Regions from separate parts of the Homo sapiens genome. Here regions 2 and 3 are each linked to region 1. The links are chromatin loops, found by intact Hi-C in ENCODE. Cell type or tissue: endothelial cell of umbilical vein. All regions are shown on one strand. Links, peaks and the distances in the headings refer to the core of each region. The heading gives the core; the rest is flanking DNA. Region 1 has its middle 94 kb from the start of MIR6817. Region 2 overlaps MYO18B (myosin XVIIIB). Region 3 overlaps LOC124905095 (a long non-coding RNA gene).

What was found. Peaks named below come from ENCODE experiments on the same cell type or tissue, not always from the same donor. Only the 100,000 strongest peaks of a DNase experiment are listed, where the experiment ranks them.
Region 2: a loop joins it to region 1, with 20 times the contacts of the local background. A loop is called at or near these places in 17 of 110 quality-filtered maps.
Region 3: a loop joins it to region 1, with 3 times the contacts of the local background. A loop is called at or near these places in 39 of 110 quality-filtered maps.

Annotation. Positions count from the first base shown.
Region 1 is chr22:25,358,285-25,364,803 of GRCh38, reverse strand. It overlaps the pseudogene LRP5L. Among named protein-coding and RNA genes, the nearest start is that of MIR6817, 94 kb to the left of the region's middle. RefSeq lists an enhancer at 4,373-4,872. In endothelial cell of umbilical vein, for the core only: a CTCF peak has its summit at 2,480 (motif pointing left); a DNase peak (open chromatin) is centred at 2,483.
Region 2 is chr22:25,774,847-25,781,365 of GRCh38, reverse strand. MYO18B (myosin XVIIIB) reads right to left here. Exons shown (of 44, transcript NM_032608.7): 8 at 3,585-3,783; 9 at 1,168-1,310. Among named protein-coding and RNA genes, the nearest start is that of MYO18B, 36 kb to the right of the region's middle. RefSeq lists enhancers at 3,246-3,746, 3,747-4,247. In endothelial cell of umbilical vein, for the core only: no CTCF peak of the experiment used is centred there; a DNase peak (open chromatin) is centred at 3,315.
Region 3 is chr22:25,416,587-25,423,105 of GRCh38, reverse strand. LOC124905095 (a long non-coding RNA gene) reads left to right here. Exons shown (of 2, transcript XR_007068037.1): 1 at 1-2,737; 2 at 3,790-5,131. Among named protein-coding and RNA genes, the nearest start is that of MIR6817, 36 kb to the left of the region's middle. RefSeq lists a silencer at 1,894-2,073. In endothelial cell of umbilical vein, for the core only: no CTCF peak of the experiment used is centred there; a DNase peak (open chromatin) is centred at 3,745; H3K27me3 peaks cover 2,712 bases.

The sequences.
Region 1 (6,519 bases), core at 562-5,561:
GAGGCTCGGGCGAGGGGAAGGTTTCACTTTCCGGCAACATTGTGGGGCTGGCTGTTTGTTTAAACAACCCCAAAGAAAACCATTTGGCCAAACTGTTAGTTTCCAAACAATTTACTTCCTTGGTGTTTGAAAAACTCCTACCAAGGCTCTGTAGCTGGTCCCAGGGAAGGAGTTGGCCTCTCTTCTTTATAGCCCAACACAGTCCCCTGCACCTGCCCCTCCCAACCCCAGGCCTGCTTACCTGTGGCCATGGCTGCTGCCCGGACCTCACTACACACACAACCTCCTGGAGGCCAGCTGTGGGCACCAGCCTTGGCAGGCATCTGGCAGAGCCCAGGCTGGTGGGACTCTCTCTGCAGCTGCTCCCTGCCAGCCTGGCTGGACAGAGTCCCCACCACACTGGGGTCACCTCTGTACTGCTCACAGCTCACTCAGACCTTCAGGCAAATAGGTTGGGTCCTGGCTCTCTCCCAGGTGTCACAATCTCTGCAAAATTCAAAAACCTCAGGGGCCTTGTAGCCTGAGGCGTGTCAGAGACTCCTCCCTGGAGTCAGTAAACACCTACAGATTCATCCCAGCAGTGAAAGGACTGCTTCACCACAGAGGTTTGATTTATTCCTAAGTAATTGGATGGGATGCCGAGAATGGGTTCCTGATGGTGGAACTGGAGGCCCTTTGCTGACCTAGTTAACAGAGGGCTAGGGCTGGGTGTGCTCAGTCCCTGAAGGTTCTAGGCCCATTTGGGACGCCCCGCCAGAACCTGCCACATGGTGACAGCTACCTAAATCCCAGAGGCTCTTGAGCTGGAGAACAGACCTCTCAATCTCAGCAGGTCCCCTGCACGTACCCCATAACCCTAGCCTGCCTTCACAGTACAGTTTGTGGCTGTGTATTCACGGATGGTGTCGTTCACCTAAGGTCTCTGCCCTGTGACCCCAAGGGCGTCCAGAGGGCAGATCCCAAGTCTGTTTCATCCACCTCTCCTTCCCTAGCAGCTGGTCCAGGGCCTGGCCTGAAGTAGGTTCCTACAGAGATACTGGTGGGATGATGGAGGCAGCCAGGCATCAAGTGACAAACGCGCTTCCTGGATGTGCTGGCTCCTGGGATTGAAGTATTTGAGGAAGCGAAGTGAAGTGAGCTTTCCTCTTGCAGCTGTGTGTCCTTGGGCCGGGAGCCTACCCTCTCTGAGGATTGGGGTCCTTGTCAGTAGGATGGGGCATCCTCATAGCTCGAGGGGTAGTGTGTGAAAATTGTGTTAATGATTTTTTTTTTTTTTTGAGACGGAGTCTCACTCCAGTGCACAGGCTGGAGTGTAGTGGCACGATCTCAGCTTACTGCAACCTCTGCCTCCTGGGTTCAAGTGATTCTCCTGCCTCAGCCTCCTGAGTAGCTGGGGTTACAGGAGTGCGCCACCAAGCCCAGCATAGTTTTGTATTTTTAGTAGGGTTTTGCCATGTTGGCCAGGCTGGTCTTGAACTCTTGACCTCAGGTGATCCACCTGCCTAGGCCTCCCAAAGTGCTGGGATTACAGGCGTGAGCCACTGCGCCTAGCGTACTTTAGTGATTTCTTAGGACGACGGAGGGAACTAGCTAGCAAGGCAGGCTTGGAATGTGTTTTGGGATCAAATGCCGGTTTCTGTCTGGCACTGGCGTTCTCTGTGGGGCCATGATGGACACACTGCTGAGGTCAAGCGTGATTCGTCTCACGCTGTGCCTGGCAGTCTCGTTGGAAAGTTCTGTAGACACCGTGTGGACAGGGCTCTTCCCAGCCAAGCCCTGGAGGACTTCCAGGACTGTGATCTCCCCACCGTGGCTGATTAAGCAGGGACCCTTCGTGGAGTCTATGGTCCCCTCTAAGTCATAGCTAGACAGGGACTCAGGCACCATCAGCCCTGGCTGTTATTCACTGTGGATGAGGAGACAGGCCCAGAGAGGGGCAGGAACCTGCCCGAGGTCACCAAGCACGGGCAGGCCCCAGAGGTTTCGGTCTCAGATTCTCCCTGCTCATCCCTGGATGTAGCGCTGCTGTGGACGTGGGGCTGTGCTAGGGGCTGTGGAGAGCAGAGGGCTTCTGCCAGGACCCCAGTGAGCCAGTAGGGGTGGTGCCTTGGCCATGGGGCAGACTGGGGGTACGGGACAGCCATCCACCGGGGTGTGGGGAGGAACAGCTTCCCTGAGGAGGCGGTGCCGTGTGACCTGGGCCTTGAAGGACAGGTCCAATGTCAACAGAACATTTTGGGAGTGGAGCCTAGAGGGAGAAAACTTGTTGAAATTCAGAGATCCCCCTCCCCCTACCAATACACACCAAATCAGACGCCTCTGACCAGATCTGAATTTGGCTCTCAGAGATTTCCATTGTAGCCAGGCAGTTGGGGCACTTTCTGAGTGCTGCCTCCACCTCACTGTCCCCAGCCTGCCTGCCTCCGTTTCCCTAGCCCTGGGCCTGTGCCGCTGTCACCATCACCTGGGCGCCCTCTAGTGGATGAATCGGATTATGCACGAGGGGGCTTGGAGCAGGATTCAGAAGGGGCTCCTGTCCTTCCTTGAAATGCTGGACGCCGGGATCCTGGAACAGCTCTTCAGGTCTCTGCATTCCTCCTGGCAACAGCCAGAGCCTGGGCGCAGGGGGCTACTGTTGTTTGAAGGCTGAAGGCTGCAGCCTGGTAGGGCACTCAGGAGACCTGGCAGTTGGCTGCAGGGCCAGGTCTAGGGGCCAGGGCATGAGGGATGCTCTGGGCTGGCTCAGCCCCGGGCCCCCATGCGGATTGTGACTGTGGGGGCATGGCCACATGATGTTGAGGGGGGATCTCTGACCCTGACCTTCTTGGCTCTGTGCATCCTTGAAACCAGAAAGGTCTGGAACAAATCAGTGAACAATGCCCTAACTCGGGGAGGGAGCCACATCCTGACCCCAGCAGCCTCAGAAGGATCCGTGTCAGGGTTATGGGGCACCCTGGGGGCCCCGAGTCTGCATGGGTCTCCACATGCAACTTCTGCCGGAAACTCTGAAAAATCCCAACTGGGGGGTCATAGGACACAATCAGAAATGCTGATGCCACTGTGTGTGGATCCCCGGGCCCTGGGGGGTCAGGAGCATGTAGAAGGTGGGCCACAGGGGGTTCATAAGAGAATCCTGTAACCGCCCCTGCCCCCCAAACTTAGAAGCCCACTGGAGGGCCATGGGTGAAAGCTTGGGGGGGTGTCCTGTGGAGTGGGTGGTGGGGGGTCTTTGGGTTTACATGCTGCTGGGCCTGAGCAGCAGGACCCCGTCCACAGCTGATCCCTGGGCCCTGCTGCTCAGCTGCTCTCTTGAGTGTTGCTGTGGCTGCCGAGAGAGCCTGAGTCGAGCCTCTCTTGTGCCGGCCGTACGCTGTCAGGCCACGCTGGTGAGTTTGGCAAGGCACAGATGCCCAGAGCAGAGAACTTTCCTTGGGGATTTAATATGTGCGAATCTTGAGGTCCGGCAAATCTTTCCCTCAGCTAGAGAGGGGGTTTTTGAGACTAGAATCACCTCAGCATCCTCCTGTCCCCAGCTGTGTCCAGCCTGTCTGCAGGGACATCCTGAGAGGACTAGGCTCTCCCCTCATCCACCTGCGTAAGTGCCACCCTGAAGCCTGTCCACCCATGCTTGGAGAGGCTTGGCCTCAACCTGCTTAGCCAGCAGCAGGCTTGGGCCTGGGGTGCAGCAGAGACCCAGGTGGCTGTGGGGTGGTTGCTTCATGGGGTGGTTCTGAAACGCAGTTGGAAGTGCATGGACAGTGCCTTACCTGTTCTCTGTGGGACCCTGTTTAGAAACCAGGTCTGAGTTACTGGGGGTCATCGCTACATTCTGATGGCCTAGCTGTGTGGAGGCCACGGTGGAGCCCCATCCAAGGAGCCAGGGCCCTGGGTCTAGCCGTGACCAGAACGCATGCCCTGGAGGTGTTTCTCATCTTGCACCTGTGTTGCCTGGTGTCTCAAGTGGCCACAAAACTGTGTTAGCTCTTGGTGCCCCTGGGCTTCGGAACCAGGGTTTCCCTTCATCTCAGTGACCCGGGAGCATCTGGGCAGTGAGTAAAGAGGGTGATTTACTTGATGGGTACGTTTGGTCCTGCCTGGGAGCCCCCCCAGGCACGGTCCTGGGACCTGAAGCTGCCCTCGTTGGTGGAGGGGAGGGAGAGAGCTTCAGGGATGAGGTGGCGTTGAGCTGGGCGGGAAGGGTGAGCCCCTGCAAGGTGGGGTGGGTGTGCTGGGGACGCTGAGCAGCACGGCCAGCAGGTGGGTCTTCAGCTCGGTACCCGGTGGGACTTGTGGTTGGGGCTGGTGTGTGGCCAGGAGAGGGGCTGGCAGAAGACAAGGGGGACTGTGAGGCAGCTCCCATCCAGCGGTTGAAGCCTGATGGCCTGGCTCTGTGCCTCAGTTCTCTCATCTATAAAATGAGAAAACAGTGCCAGCCTCCCAGACCTGTCATGAGGATGAACGAGTGACCACGTAGCATGGGCTGGGTGCGTGTCACCTAACATTACCAGCCTTTGCAAGGAGAGCCCTGGGGACCTGGCTGAGTTTTTCCCTTGCCTGGCCCACTGCACCTGTCCCCACAGGAGCCAAGGAGGTCCTGCTGCTGGCCCGGTAGACGGACCAATGGAGGGTCTCGCTGGACACACCGGACTTCACCGACATCGTGCTGCAGCTGGACGACATCCAGCATGCCATCGCCATCAACTATGACCCAATGGAGGGCCACGTCTACTGGACGGATGACGAGGTGTGGGCCATCCGCAGGGCATACCTGGATGGGTCTGGGGCGCAGACGCTGATCAACACCAAGATCAACGACCCCGATGACATCGCAGTCAACTGGGTGGCCCGAAGCCTCTATTGGACCCACACAGGCACTGAACACATCGAGGTGACGTGCCTCAACAGCACCTCCCACAAGATCCTGGTGTCAGAGGACATGGACGAGCCCCGTGCCATTGCACTGCATCCCGAGATGGGGTAAGACGGGTGGGGCCTGGAGCCAGGGCCAGGCCAAGCAGAGGGAGCTTGACCTGGACCAGTCATTCTGGAACACTGTCTTGCATCAGAACCTGGAGGAAGGCTTGTTAAAACACCAGCGGCTGGGCCCCATCCCCAGAGTGCTGATTCAGGAGCTCCAGGGCAGGGCTGAGGACTTGGGTTTCTAACAAGTACCCAGGTGGTCCGGTGCTGCTGCTGGGTCCATGCATAGAAAGCCCTGGAGACCTGGAGTGAGCCCTTTCTTCCCCTAGCTTCAGCTTCCTGATCTGTAGAATGGAACAGTCCACCTGGGTGATTTCCAGGACGACAGTAGTGGTAGTAAGGGCAGCCTCTGTGACACTGACCACAGTACAGGCCAGGCCTCTTTTTTTTTTTTTTGAGATGGTGTCTCACTCTGTCGCCCAGACTGGAATGCAATGGCACAATCTTGGCTCACTGCAACCTCTGCCTTCCGGGCTCAAGCAATTCTCCTGCCTCAGCCTCCCAAGTAGCTGGGATTACAGGTGCCTGCCACCGTGTCTGGCTAATTTTTGTATTTTTGCTAGAGATGGGGTTTCTCCATGTTGGCCAGGCTGGTCTCGAACTCCTGACCTCAGGTGATCCACCTGCCTTGGCCTCCCAAAGTGCTGGGATTACAGGCATGAGCCACCATGCCTGGCCAGGCCAGGCCTCTTTTAACACTTTGCACACCATGGGTCTTTTCATCCAGGAGGGTAGGTAGTTATACAGTTGAGGACAGTGAAGCCCAGAGATGCTCAGGGACTTGGCCAGGGTCACACAGCAGGAGGTGGCAGGTGTGTGGCTGGGGCTGACAGCATGGCTCCAGCTTTCCAGCGTAGAAGTCTGTGAAAGCAGAGAGCTTGTCGGTTGGTTGAGACCCCCCCCACAGCGGCTCAGATTGCTGTAGCCAGGGGCCTTCCTGGGGGCTCATAACCCAGAACACTAAATGGGCAGACCCTGAGGGAGGAGGTGCAGTGGAGCTGGGGGTGCCGATGGGAAGTCCCGGAGGAGCTGGGAGGTCAGTCGCAGTGCTGCTCTCTGTGGAGCACTTAGTAGGCACCAGGTGTGTTTCCAGGTTCATGGCTCTGGGACCCGAAGCTCAGGTGAAGTGACTTGCCCAGGGTACCCAGCGGGCAGAGGATTTGCAGGCTATGAAGCCTGCGCTCATGGCCTGGCCCTGGGGGTTGCCAGTGTGCTGGCTGGGGAGCTTTTCCTGCAAGTGAGCTGGTGTCTAGAAGCCAGCATGTCAGGCAGCAGGCAGCGGGAGCACAGTAGGCAGATGGTGGGGCCCAAGCAGCCCTCCATGGACCCCAGGGCATGGCGGCACGTGGAAGAGAGCTGCTCCATGTCGGTGGCTGACGGGCTGGGTTGTGCCCCGAGGAGGGCGGATGATGGTAGGAAGTGGGGTCCCCCAGGGCTTTAGCAAGAGGAGGCACAGGAACTGGTTGCCAGCTGCAGTGAAGGGAACATGGCCCTGAGGTCAGGAGCTTGGTCAAGTCACTGCCTCTATGGGCCTCAGTG
Region 2 (6,519 bases), core at 1,051-6,050, 420 kb before region 1:
AGTGCTGGGATTACAGGCGTGAGCCACCACGCCCAGCCTCTGATCCACTCTTCGAGACAACATCTCAGGTCCAAATTAATTTTGCTGGCAACCTCCACGTCAGAACTTCTCAATCCTTTGTCTCACTAATTCAGAGTCCACCTAGGAAATTAACTAATGCAATAGATTCATTTCAATTAAGGTATCAAAGGTAATAACAATCAAATGAGGCCACCTTCCAACATATTCCCTTTTTAATAGAAGCCTTTAATACCTTAACCCAAATAGTGATTAAGGGTAGGATTTCAGGGCCAGGACAGAAAAGGGACTTATTTGGCATGAAGGGGTTTTCCTTGAGTCTGGATATTATACCAGCTCCATGTTACAAACAACCCTTCTAATAACCTAATCCTATTTTCTGTTCAAACAGGATGTTTGAGGGAGACGGGGAGGAGTATGGGTGATTTTGGAGATAGGAACAAACAGGCCATGTGTTCGTCACACGCGGACTGCTGCAGAAGGCTGGCAAGCGTCTGTTTAATTTCAACTTGCGCTTTTAAGACCCGGCTAATGACAGCCTGAATTCTCTATTTGCTCATGAATATTTCATCCGCCTGAAAGTCTGAAGCACAGACGGGCTGGCTTGCTCCAGAAGGGGACGTTCCAGGGCACCTAGCGAGGTGGGGAGCAACTGGCCCCAGCTAGGGGATCCATGACCATTTCATTATTTTATTATTATTATTACTATTTTCTTTCTTTCTTTTTTTTTTTTTTTTTTTTTTTTTTTTTTTTTTTTGAGATGGAGTTTCGCTCTTGCTGCCCAGGCTGGAGTGCAGTGGCACAATCTCGGCTCACTACAACCTCCGCCTCCTGGGTTCAAGGGATTCTCCTGCCTCAGCCTCCCGAGTAGCTGAGATTACAGGCACCTGCCACCACACTTGGCTAATTTTTGCATCTTAGTAGAGACGGGGTTTTACCATGTTGGTCAGGCTGGTCTCAAACCCCAGACCTCAGGTGATCCACCCACCTCAGCCTCCCAAAGTGCTGGGATTACAGGCCTGAGCCACCGCCATGACCATTTCAGACACATCCTAGAGTCCCAGCTGGAGGCGTGGGCTCTGCTGAGTCCCGGGGTTAGAGACACAGCAGCCCCAAGGGCCCCCTTGCACATCCCCCGAGAGGCCTCACCTGGAGCTGAGCAGCTGTGATGCGGCCTGTAGCGTTGAAGTCCAGCGACATCACCATGGAGAACCGGGTGGCACTGCGGCTGTGGGCCATGGACACAGAGCCGAAGGCCCGGAGGACAGTGAAGGTGGCTCGGATCTTCTCCACTGTTGGGGGCAGCATGGGGCCACATGTCACTGATGGCCCAGGTGCTGCCACTGCCACCTCACACAGGTCCACCTTTTCCACGGCCCCTGCTTGGGCCAGTCCCCATCCTGGCCTCAGCCCCCGGTGGGCTTCCTGTGAGCTTCCTGCCACCCACTCCCTGCCCAACCCAACTATAAACCACATACATTTCACTGAGCACCGATTGCTGGGCTGAACCTGTACTACCAGCTCTAGTGTAGGGGAAACAAGACTCAATCTAGAAGGGCCAGGGCTAGGCACAATCTGGGTAACAGAGGCTGCCCTAGGGCTTCCCAGACCTAATGGAGCCTAGGAAGAGGTGAGGATAACATTCTAGGGCCTGCACTCACAGCTTAGAGGCAGGCTTGCAAAATCCTATAATCTCCCCACTACTATTCATTGCATACCTACAATGCAACAAGCACTGTGCTAAGCACCTCGATACAGCCTGACCTGACTTCCACCCTCAGACACATGCGATTCACAGCACAACTACATTGTGAGAGACTGTGCCTCTTCCCACTGTATCTCTAGCTTTTAGCATGAGCCAGATGTAGAGTAGGTGTTCAGCAAAACACTGGAATAACCCCAGTGGAGAAGCAGTATAGCCCAGCAGTTAAAAGAGATTGAGGATCTGCCCTTTCCTGGTTACCTGATTTGGGGCAAATTAATTAACTAGTTAATTCATTAATAATTAACTAATTAAATCTAGTCCTCATGTGGCTGTCATGAGGACCAAAAGATTTAATAATGTCACATGCTTAGAAAATATTCCAAAAGTGGAACTGTTATTATAGTTATTATTATTAGAAACACAATATTCCCTGCATCATATATTCTCAGTGGGGAGGATATTGCCCCTGAGAAGAGCAAAAACTGATTCTTAGAAGTGGTGGTAAAAAAAATTTTACTCTTTTTATGTATAAAGCACAAATACACATAAAGGAATATATAGCTTATCTGTGGTATTAACATTTCATCATAGGGGAAATGATTAAGGGGAATAAATGTCTTAAAAGGCTTTTCAGAGTGTGCAATAATGAAAAAAAGCTGAGAACACTGCCACAATGGTTAGAGTTCTACAGCCAGTAGGCCTGGGTTTGAATCTCAGCGCTAGGAGTATTTGCTGTGTGACATCAGGCAAGCTAGTTAACGTCTCTGAATCTCAATGCCTTCAATCTATAAAATATAAAATAATAATACCTACCTTATAGGGCTGTTTTAGATTAAAAAAAAAAAAGTTCAGGTTGGGCACAGTGACTCACACCTATAATCCCAGCACTTTTGAAGGCCAAGGTGGGTGGATCACTTGAGCCCAGGAGTTCTAAACCAGCCTGGACAACATGGTGAAGCCCCATCTCTACAAAAAAATACAAAAAATAAAAATAAAATAGCCAAGGGTGGTGGCGTGTACCTGTAGTCCCAGCTACTCAGGAGGCTGAGGTGGGAGGATCACTTAAGCCTTGGAGGTCAAGGCTGCAGTAAGCTGGGATCACACCACTGCACTCCAGCCTGGGTGAGAGAGTGAGACCCCGTCTCAATAATAATAATAATAATAAAGTTAGTATCCTTAGAATAGGGCCTGGTACATTAGGCTTCAGCAAGCATTTACTCTGATGGTTATTAATATTGTAGTTGTTATTATTAATTGGTACTCTTTTTTAAGGCCCAGATCAAATATCACATCCTAAAAAAAGCCCTCCTGCAGCCCTCCTCTGCGCTCCCTGAGTTTCTTCCCTAGCCTGCCCTGCCAGCACTTTTTGAAGAACATTCAAGTTTTGAACGTAGGTACAGTTCAATTTCCTCTCTGGCTATTAGCTTCTCATGAGTGTAGACTCTGCCCTTGAAGCTTCACTCTTCGAGTCCTCTGTTCAGTTCCGCAAGTTGTGCACTGCCCAAAGACACCACATCCCAGGGGTGCATCATTCACATCACACTCTCCTAGATTTGTGTACGTCTATTAGGACGATTTCCCAGCAGATGGCAGTCAAGTATCCGGTTCTAACAATGTCCATGTATGATGATTGTTCTGCAAACGGCCGTCAATGTCTTGAGGAAGGAGTACCTTATTCTAATTTCAACAAATGCATCCCAATGACCTAGGGATAGCCCTGCCCAGTAGCAAGCATGGGGTCTGCACATATCTGGTGCTCAGTGAATGCTAGCTGAATGAATATAAGAAAGCAGCTCAGCATCCCCTTCCAACTCTCCCCGTGCTGACCCCAACTCTCCATGTCACCTAGAGACCACCATACCTGAGACCCTGCCATCCACACTGCCTGCCATCCCCACCAGGTGTTCCAGGACCTGCTCACAGCAGGTGGTCTTCCCAGCGCCACTCCAGCCCAGGGCCACAATGCTCTGGTCTCTCCGCTGGTTCAGCAGCGCCCAGTATGCCCGCTGTGCCATGGAGCCAATGTGGGCAGGCAGGCCATCCCGGCGGCCCTTGGGCACCTGCAGGAAGATCACAGGTATCAGCCATCCCATCCAGCCACTGCCTAGGGAGCATTCTAAGACAGCGCCCCGCCCCAGGCCTAGGGTCCAGATCTGTGTCCCTGCCTCCAGATCTGCCTCCAGATCCCTGACTCCCTTCCTACTCGACTAGGAGGAGCCAAGCCTGTATGTCTAGTCCTGCCCCTGGCTCCCTGTGAGTCCTTGGACAACCCATGCCTGTTTTCTGAACCTAGTTCTCCTCTTTAGTTAGAGGCTTGAATGAGAGCTGCATTCATCCATGAGATTCATCTCACTGGTTACTCAAAGCATCGAATGGTATCTGCCTGAAGCGAGGCAGCTGGATCGATAGCATAATTATCCATTACGATTAGTGATGTCTGCTATGGACACAGGGAATGGCACATGGGGGAGTTAGTGGTATGTGTGCTATATATTTGCCATAACAGATTTAGGTGATAACTAAAACCGTATCTGCTTCATCCATTCATTCATACTTCATTCAGTAAAATAATCCATTGAGTGTCTACTATGCAGCAGGCACTCGGGCACAGCATAACACAAAATGGATAAAGGAAATTCCAGCCAATCGCAAAGAGATACCATTAAATGCCTATTACAATGGCTGAAAAAAACATTTAACAGTCACTACCAAGTTTTGGTGAAGATGAGGAGCAACTGGAATTCTCATACAATGCCAATGGGAATGCTGAATGATACAGCCTCTATGGAAAACAGCCTGGCAGTTTCTTCTACAGTGAGATACACACTCATTACCCCTCTCCACAACCCCACAACCCCTCTCTAGGTGTTTACCCTAAAGAAATCAAAATGTATGTTCACAAAAAACCCCTCTATGTCATTGGTTATATTGACTATATATTCAAAATCACCAAAAACTAAAAACAACACAAATGTCCTTCAACTAGTGAACTAGGATAATCACCCAACCTGTTGTTTTTTTGTTTTTGTTTTTGTTTTTTGTTTTGAGACAGAGTTTTGCTCTTGTTGCCCAGGCTGGAGTACAATGGCACGATCTCAGCTCACTGCAACCTCCACCTCCCAGGTTCAAGCGAATCTCCCGCCTCAGCCTTCTGAGTAGCTGGGATTAAGGCGTGCACCACCATGCCTGGCTAATTTTTGTATTTTTAGTAGAAATGGGGTTTCACCATGTTAGCCAGGCTTGTCTCAAACTCCTGACCTCAAGTGATCCGCCAGCCTCGGCCTCCCAAATTGCTATCCTGGTTTTGGCATTGAAAGTCTCATGTCCCAGAAAACGTTTTAGTCCCAGGAAAACCAGGACAAGAGGTCACCCTATGAACAAATAAGCACAGTAGTGCATCAATGAAATAAAATAAAGGAACAAACTGTAGATAAATAAAACCACATGGGTGAATCTCCAATGCATTGTGCTGCCTGGAAGAAGCCAATTCAAAAGGTTACATACCATACAATGCCATTTATATGGGTTTTTTAAGGTAAAACTATAGGGACAAAAAAACAGATCAGTGGCTACCAGGGGTAGAACTTGGGGCTGAGTTGACCACAGGGGGCCCAGAGAACTTTTGGGGGTGACGGGAACTGTCATGTAATTGATTGTCAAAGCAGTTATACAACTATACACCTTTGTCAAAAATGCTCAGAACTGTACACTAAAAAGGTGCATTGGACTATAATGTAAGCCTGATTTTTTTTTTTTTTAAGTCCCTGCTTGGTGGAGCTTGCCTTCTGGTGGGAAGACAGAGATGATCGATGAAAGAAATTAATTCAATTACAGTGAACGGGAGGCGTTTGAAAGCCACAAGCCTGGATGAGATCACCAAGGAAGAGTGTGAGAACAGAGCATCCTGACAGGGACAGGTCAGGGAGACCACAAGGAAGACTGACTGGGCGGCCAGTGGGCGGGAATGAAAACCAGGAAAGCGGAGTCTTAGAGCCGAGGAAGGGTGTGTTTCCAGGAAGAGGGAGGGAAATGCTGCTGAGTTCAGTAAGAGACCAGAGACTTGACATTGGATTTGGCAGCGAGGGAAGAGGGCAGGAGGTTACTGTGAGGTCAGCAGGAGGGCACCAAAAGGAAAAGAGGAATGGGCCCTGCTGCAGGAGGATGTCTGAAGCCCAAGATGCTGAGGGTGTCCACTGGGTCCGGCAAGGCCCCATCTGCCCTCCCTAGCGCAGTCCTTTGGCCGAACTAGGGGCACAAACCCTGGTGTGATGGCCCTCCCCTCAGCCTAGATGTCTAGCTTGGGGCTGGGGCTGTCTCCAATCCACTGTTGGCTCTTCCTGCTCCAAGCCCCTGAGGAACAGTCATGAGTCCCTATCCTGATGCCAGATGTAGGGCTCAGCAGGAACCTAATGCAGGCAAAGGAGGGATATGCCCCCACACTGGCTGGACACAGCCTTAGGGCTTAAGGCAGTCAGAGGGTCCTGGGGTCTCAGTCCTAGAGCCATCCCCCAGTCTGGGAAAACTAAAGTTCAATGAACGGGCAGTCCTGTCCATCAGCCTGCTCAGGCCCACTGCCTAGGGGGAGAAGGAAGAATTCTGCACATCCAGGTTCCTGAAGGCCCTCCTATATGCATGCATGCACACATGCCTTTGCATCTGTGTACATGTGCCCTTGCACGCATGCACAGAAGTGTGCTTGTAGGCACATGCACGCAACAGTTGCGGCGGGCTCTGCACACAGAGATGGGATCCACCTCTACCCACGGGGTCGCACCCATGCTCAAACTCACCCTCTT
Region 3 (6,519 bases), core at 689-5,688, 58 kb before region 1:
ACTTTAGTAATATTATATACTACCCCCCCCCAAAAAAACTGCCCATGAGTTGAGATTTATCAATTTTATATCTAGAAACCCTACATATTCAGGACTCCCTGACCTTGGGTGGCGGAGGGACACTAGGAAAGGCAAGAGAAAAAGGAATTTTCTACCACCTTTATAGAAATATTCAGTTTTTTTGGTGAAATTTAGGTTTGATATAGGAGTTCTTGTTCTCTAAGTAAGTTTCCCATTTGCCAGAAATTTTAAGCAGCATTGATTTTTTCAATTAGCTTCTGATATGCTACACTCTGGCATAGGGGTGTTAAACTCACGACATTGCAGAAGGGTTTGCACTTTTTCCTTATTTTCACTACTTGGCATTGTCTATCAAAGAGTAGCACATCCTGCAAAACCAACAAGAGGCATGGGCTAAGGAGGGAGAAGCAAGCCCAAAATATCTAGCAAGCATGTCTTCATTTGCACAATTTAGCTTTTTCACAAGAAATAACAAGGGGACTGGTATTTTCTGTATCATAGGGCTCATAGATGGACTTGTAAAAAAATCACATTATGATCACTTAGCATTAGGTAACATTTAAGCAATTTTGGGCGCCTAACACTTGAAGGACTGATGATTTCAAATGGACAATAACTTTGGTTTAAATTCCAACATTTTATAGAATTGCATGGTTTCAAATTCACCATAAAGAAAATGCCTCTTTTGAGCATCAATTCAAAGAGCTATTTAGCATTAAGGAACCTCATTAGCTGTACAACTCATGATGGTGTTAATTAGGAAAGGAGCTAGAGAAAAAAAAATCCATCGCTGAAGCCTTGATACATTATTTAAAACTCACTATTAACCTGATGAACTATTTTTTTCCGGGGAAGTGCTAATGACATGAGCTGGCAAAAAATTTTACTAGTTCCTTAATAATAAATCATTTGAGGGAAAATTGCAACTTGGTATGGACCTCACCGAGCCCCTCGCCAATTCAATCAGGCCCTCCTTTGATAATTTAACAACAAATTCCTGTCTGGAATCATCCATTCAAGTGCCTTTTTAAATGAATCCCATTTCAATTTTTTAATAAAGTACTACCAGTAGATCTGCAAGTTGAGGAAAGCAGCTCAGGTGACACACTTGGCACCAAAAAGAATACTGAGTGGGTCGAAATCCTGCCTGGGCAGACAATAGAAGAGGAGACGAAGAAGGTGACTAGACTTAGGGACTTCAAGAAGAGCAAGCACTGAAAAGAGCAGTTTAACTACCTCGGACAGTAAGCAACAAGCCTGCAGTCCCCAGATAATCGGCCCAGAGGGAGCTGAAAGGATGGAGTTGGAAAGGGGAACCACAGAGCCCGGGAAGAAGGAGCGACCAGGATGGAGCGCAAACGAGTGACAGGCAAGGAGCCCAAAGGGACCACACCAATGCAACAGGTAGAACCACGGGGATGGGACAGGAGAGGACAGGGCTGGGGGAGGGGGCGACAGGGATGGAACTGGTCCAGCCAAGTCATAACCAGCCCCTTGCTGGGGTGCTAGCTGCGCGCAGGGCGCGGCGCCAGGCACTTTGGAGCGCTCTCTCCCGGAGTGCCCCCCACCCGCCCTCCGATGCCCCATTTCAGAGACTGGAGCCAGGAGGCCGGCCCCGCATCGCCCGCTCCGCTGTGTCACCCGCTCCGGGACAGCGACGGCTCAGCTCCCGATTCTCCCGGACGCAGGGGGTCGCTGGCGGCCGCAGGGGGCGGCGGCGTCGGGGACCGGCGCGGGCCGGGGCAGGTGGTACGTGGGTTCGGGCAGGACGGTCCTCTTGCAGGCGTGGTCGGCCGGGGTCGCCTTGCTCTTCTCCATGGCCATCAGGTAACTGACATCGGCCACCACGGCCTCCAGGTCCACCATGTTGGCGAGCTTTGGCAGCGGCGGTGGCGGTTACTCGGGACCCGGATGGGACGCGCGCCCGCGGCCGCCGCCCGCCGCGCCCCAACCTGGGGGAGCCACCCTGGGGCAGCCCCGCTCTGCGCGCCCCAGCAGCGCCCTGCAAGCGGTGTAATCTGTAGCCCGCCAGGGTCGCGGCGCGCCGCCCACCGCTCCTTCAGCGAGGGTCTGCGGGGAGCGTGCGCCCAAGGGTTGGCGCACCTGGGTGCAGAGTCCCAGCGGCCAGCTCGGTTGGCGCCTCCCAACCAAGTCTCTCCCCTCCGGGTGGCCACAAAGGACTCCTCCTCCTCTTCTTCCTCCCCTCCCTCCCCCTCCGCCTCCTCCTTCTCCTCCTTGGCTGCCCCGACCTCCCGCCCCCAGTTCCATGTGCTCTCATGCCCGCCCCGCTCATCCGGAGAAGCCCTGTGCCCGACGCCCGCTACCCAAGGGCAATGGGGAGGCCTCTGCTCCGGGGACACAGTAGTTCTCAAACTGGACAGTGTCAATCAGCATCCTCCAGGAGGTCTAGGATGGCCCCGGAAATGCATGTGTCCCACCTGTCCCCGCAGGTGGTGATGAAACTCCTGCTCTGGTCCGGGCTACCGGTGAACAGCGTCCAGCGGCCGGGCCCCCAACCTCCTTCCTGAGCCTGAACATCCCCCCAACCCCGCCTTGAGAATTCAGCGAAGAGTAAAAGCTGGAGAAAATTGCGTGTCTCAGGCTAAGCAGAGCAAAGTGGGGTGACGGCTCCCCCGCTAGGAACAGAGATGCCCTTAGGGAACCCCCTGATGGAAGAGCTCCCGGCTTAAGAAGGTCACCACTCCCTTACACTCAGGTGAGAGGTTTTAGTTTGGTTGTTGAAATGGTGTTGAGAAATAAGAGTATTCCTGCCCTTGGGGTTTTACTGTCAATATAAGGGAGGAGACCACCTCTCATATTGTCTTATACCTAGTTTCTGCGACCAAAGAAAGAAAAAGTAAAAACTAAAAGGCAGAAATGAAATCCACAAGCCGACAGCCCAGCGCCACACCCTGGGCCTGGTAGTTAAAGATCGACCCCTGACCTAATCGGTTATGTTATCTAGAGATTACAAACATTGTATAGAAAAGCATTGTGAAATCCCTATCCTGTTTTGTTCCGATCTACTTAGCAGTGCGTGCAGCTCCCAGTCACTTACCCCCAGCTTGCTCAATCAATCACGACCCTCTCACACGCACCCACTTAGAGTTGAAGGCACAGGAATTGCTCACTCGGGGAGCTCGGCTCTTGAGACGGGAGTCTTGCCGATGCCCCCGGCTGAATAAACCCCTTCCTTCTTTAACTCGGTGTCTGAGGAGTTTTGTTTGCTGCTCATCCTGCTACAAATACAAGAGACAATTAGGGAGCATCTGCTGCGAGCACACTCGCACCACGGGGGTGATTTAGGGAAGTGGAAAAGCGAGATACAGCCCAAACACCGAAGCTGGGGGGGAATTTCCAGCTTCCCGATAGGTCTCGGTGTCTTTCATCATCACTCCACCCCGCTGCCTGGGGTTTTCAGTTGCTTATTTTTCAGCAGTGTGCACACAAGTCCGCATTCAGGATCCACGTGACACTCAGGCTGGAGTGGTGTTAAGGAACATGCAGGCAGTCTTAGGAAGACCTAAGCTGGAAATTAATGTTTTAAAGTCCCTTTCATTCACCTGAATTGGTCACGTGTTCCCATGAGCCTAGACTTGGCTACAATTTGAGTAAATGTTCTGTCCATAACTTACAGGGTTAACGGGACCCACCAGATACAGTTAAGATCGTATTTCAGATTATTTCATGTAATGTCATTGCAGAAGCAGCCTGATTCCGTCATCAAGTAGCCTGTTTCCCTCTTTTGTTTTCTCTCTCACCCGGCAGCCCCCCTCAATCTGATTCCCTGCTATGCCTGCCATCACCACTGGCCAGTTTTACCACATATTTCTCAAGATCCAAGGCACAATAGGCATAAAGTTGTCCTGAAAAGGACAAGAGGAGTGTCAGAAGTAGGAATGGCAGTCAAAGGAGCTTGGTCTGGCAGCAGAAAGCTGAAATGACAGGCAAGCACAAAATATATTAATGAGACAAAGCTATGCATGAGCGAAATATCAAACTTTCATCTTCTACCCACTTTTTTTTTTTTTCCTTAAAAACAGGAAGACAGTTGGGAGGCTGAGGCGGGCAAATCACGAGGTCAGGAGATCGAGACCATCCTGGCTAACACAGTGAAACCCCGTCTCTACAAAAATAGAAAAAAAAAAAACAAAAAATAGCTGGGTGTGGTGGCAGGCACCTGTAGTTCCAGCTACTCTGGAGGCTGAGACAAGAGAATGGCCTGAACCTGGGAGGCGGAGCTTGCAGTGAGCCAAGATTGCACCACTGCACTCGGCCTGGGTGACAGAGTGAGACTCCGTCCCAAAAAATAAAAAATAAAAAATAAAACAGGAAGACAGAATGTCTTGTCAAGGGTCACGCCACATGGAGCAGTAAATTCCCCAGAAAAGCAGAACATGTTTTTATGATTTAATTAATACAATTTCTCTCAATGTGTCTGTTTATCATTTGAGCATCCACATGATCAGACCTGACATCTGCCTACATTTTCTTGGTCATCTTTAACTTCAGTTAAGAACCTTTTGGGTTTTTCTTTTTGCTCTTTTTTTGCCCCGGCAGCACAGTGTAGTAAGTTTGGAACAAGACACACCTGAAATCAAATCCCTGCTCTGTGCTGGGTGATCTTCGAGGCAATCTTTTACCCTTTCTACTTTGTTGTTCTCATAGGAAAAGTGGAAATGAGGCCTTTTACCCCCGGCTTTTTGAGAAGACAGAGGAGAAAAAGCACATAAAAATTCAACTTGTCGGGTGCGGTGGCTCACACCTGTAATCCTGCACTTTGGGAGGCCGAGGCAGGTGGATAGCTTGAGGCTAGTAGCTCAAGACCAGCCTGGCCAACATGGCAAAACCCTGTCTCTATTGAAAATACAAAAATTAGACAGGCATGGTGGTGCACGCCTGTAATCCCAGCTACTTGGCAGGCTGGGGCACAAGAATTGCTTGAACCCAGTAAGTGGAAGCTGCAGTCAGTCAAGATTGCACCACTGCACCCCAGGCTGGGTGACAGAGTGAGACCCTGTCTCACAAAAAAAAAAAAAAAAAAAAGAAAAAGAAAAATGCATCTTTCCTGGCACCTGGTAGATCCTCAATAAAGATTATAAGCACTTCCTCTATTTATTTTGCTTCATTTTACCCTGGCATGCTAGAGAAGATACTGAAACTAGTTGTTCACAGTCATTATACTTGAAGCAGGAAGACCCCTTACCAAAAATAACATCTCCGTCTAGGGCATTTCTAGGAAACCAAATGGCAAAAACATTTGTATTTATAAGTATGAGCAATTACTGTTTTGGCAGAAAGACCAAGGAGTCCAAAATTTGATCCTCTAACTGAGGCCCCTACACCATTTGAGTCAGGTGACTCAATTACCCAGGGGTATTTTTTTCTGGTGTTCATAGTGTATGAATTTCTGTTCCCTGGCTGTCTCTTTGGTTGTCTCACTTTCTCTACCCCCTCTTCTTTCTCTTTTTCTTGACTCTCTTGATACTGAACAGCTTTTTGTGTTCACTGCAAACAAAAGGGGTTAATGACAGTGATGAAGTTGTCATAACTGACCTGCTGGATCCTGTTACTAAACGCCATCCCCAGCCTGTAATCATCACAAAGAACAGAGAAAACAAATAGCAACCCATTTGTACTTAGCTAATAATGCTCCCTTGCAAATAATTATGTTTCCCACCCCCAGAGGATTTAAATGACTTGGGGCTCACGCTGCTTGTGATAATAGACAAAACTCCAGCGTTCCCACAAGATTAATAATGTTCCCTTTTCTTCTTTTCTGTGCCTTTCCATCGTTACAGGAGATGTTGCTGAGATGGGTGCATTAAAGTTTAGGCTTTCCAGAGTTTATTTTGCTAACAACTTGAAGGAAAAAAGCTAACTAGAGAGCTGACTGGTCTTACTTGTTTTAGATTCTGGGCTTTACTAGGACTTCCTACACTCAGAATCTATAAACGCTGGGTGGGGTGGGAGCTGGGAATGTTATTCTGGGAAATTAATCACAAATGAAAAGAAAATCAACTCTAAGACTTCAGTTAGAAAATTTTTGAAAATGGCAGAACATGACTGGCCTTCATTCAAGTCTGAATATTTAAAGCAATCCTTGCTAAGAAGAACTTGATTTTGTATAAGCAGTCCCTTAAATACAGTTGCTTCTCAAGAAAACCACACACAATTGATGTTTGAATGGCTTTATTTACAAACATCTCACTCTGTAAGCCTCTGCAGGTATTGCTAGCCTCCCGGGGGCCACTGTCCCGTTTCACCTGTAATTTGGATCACAATTCTGTTTGTTGTCACACACATCATATGAACTGCTTTTCATGCTGCTTTTATCCACAAAGCTTTACAAGTTTTAGTGGCAGCTCTATATATGACAACTTTAAAAGAGCTGCCAAAAGGTATGATACCAAGCTTTGGTTTTAAAAGCACTGAAACATTGTTCAATACAGAAGTACTTTTCTTTCAATATGTGAGTGGAAACACATTTCTCTATAG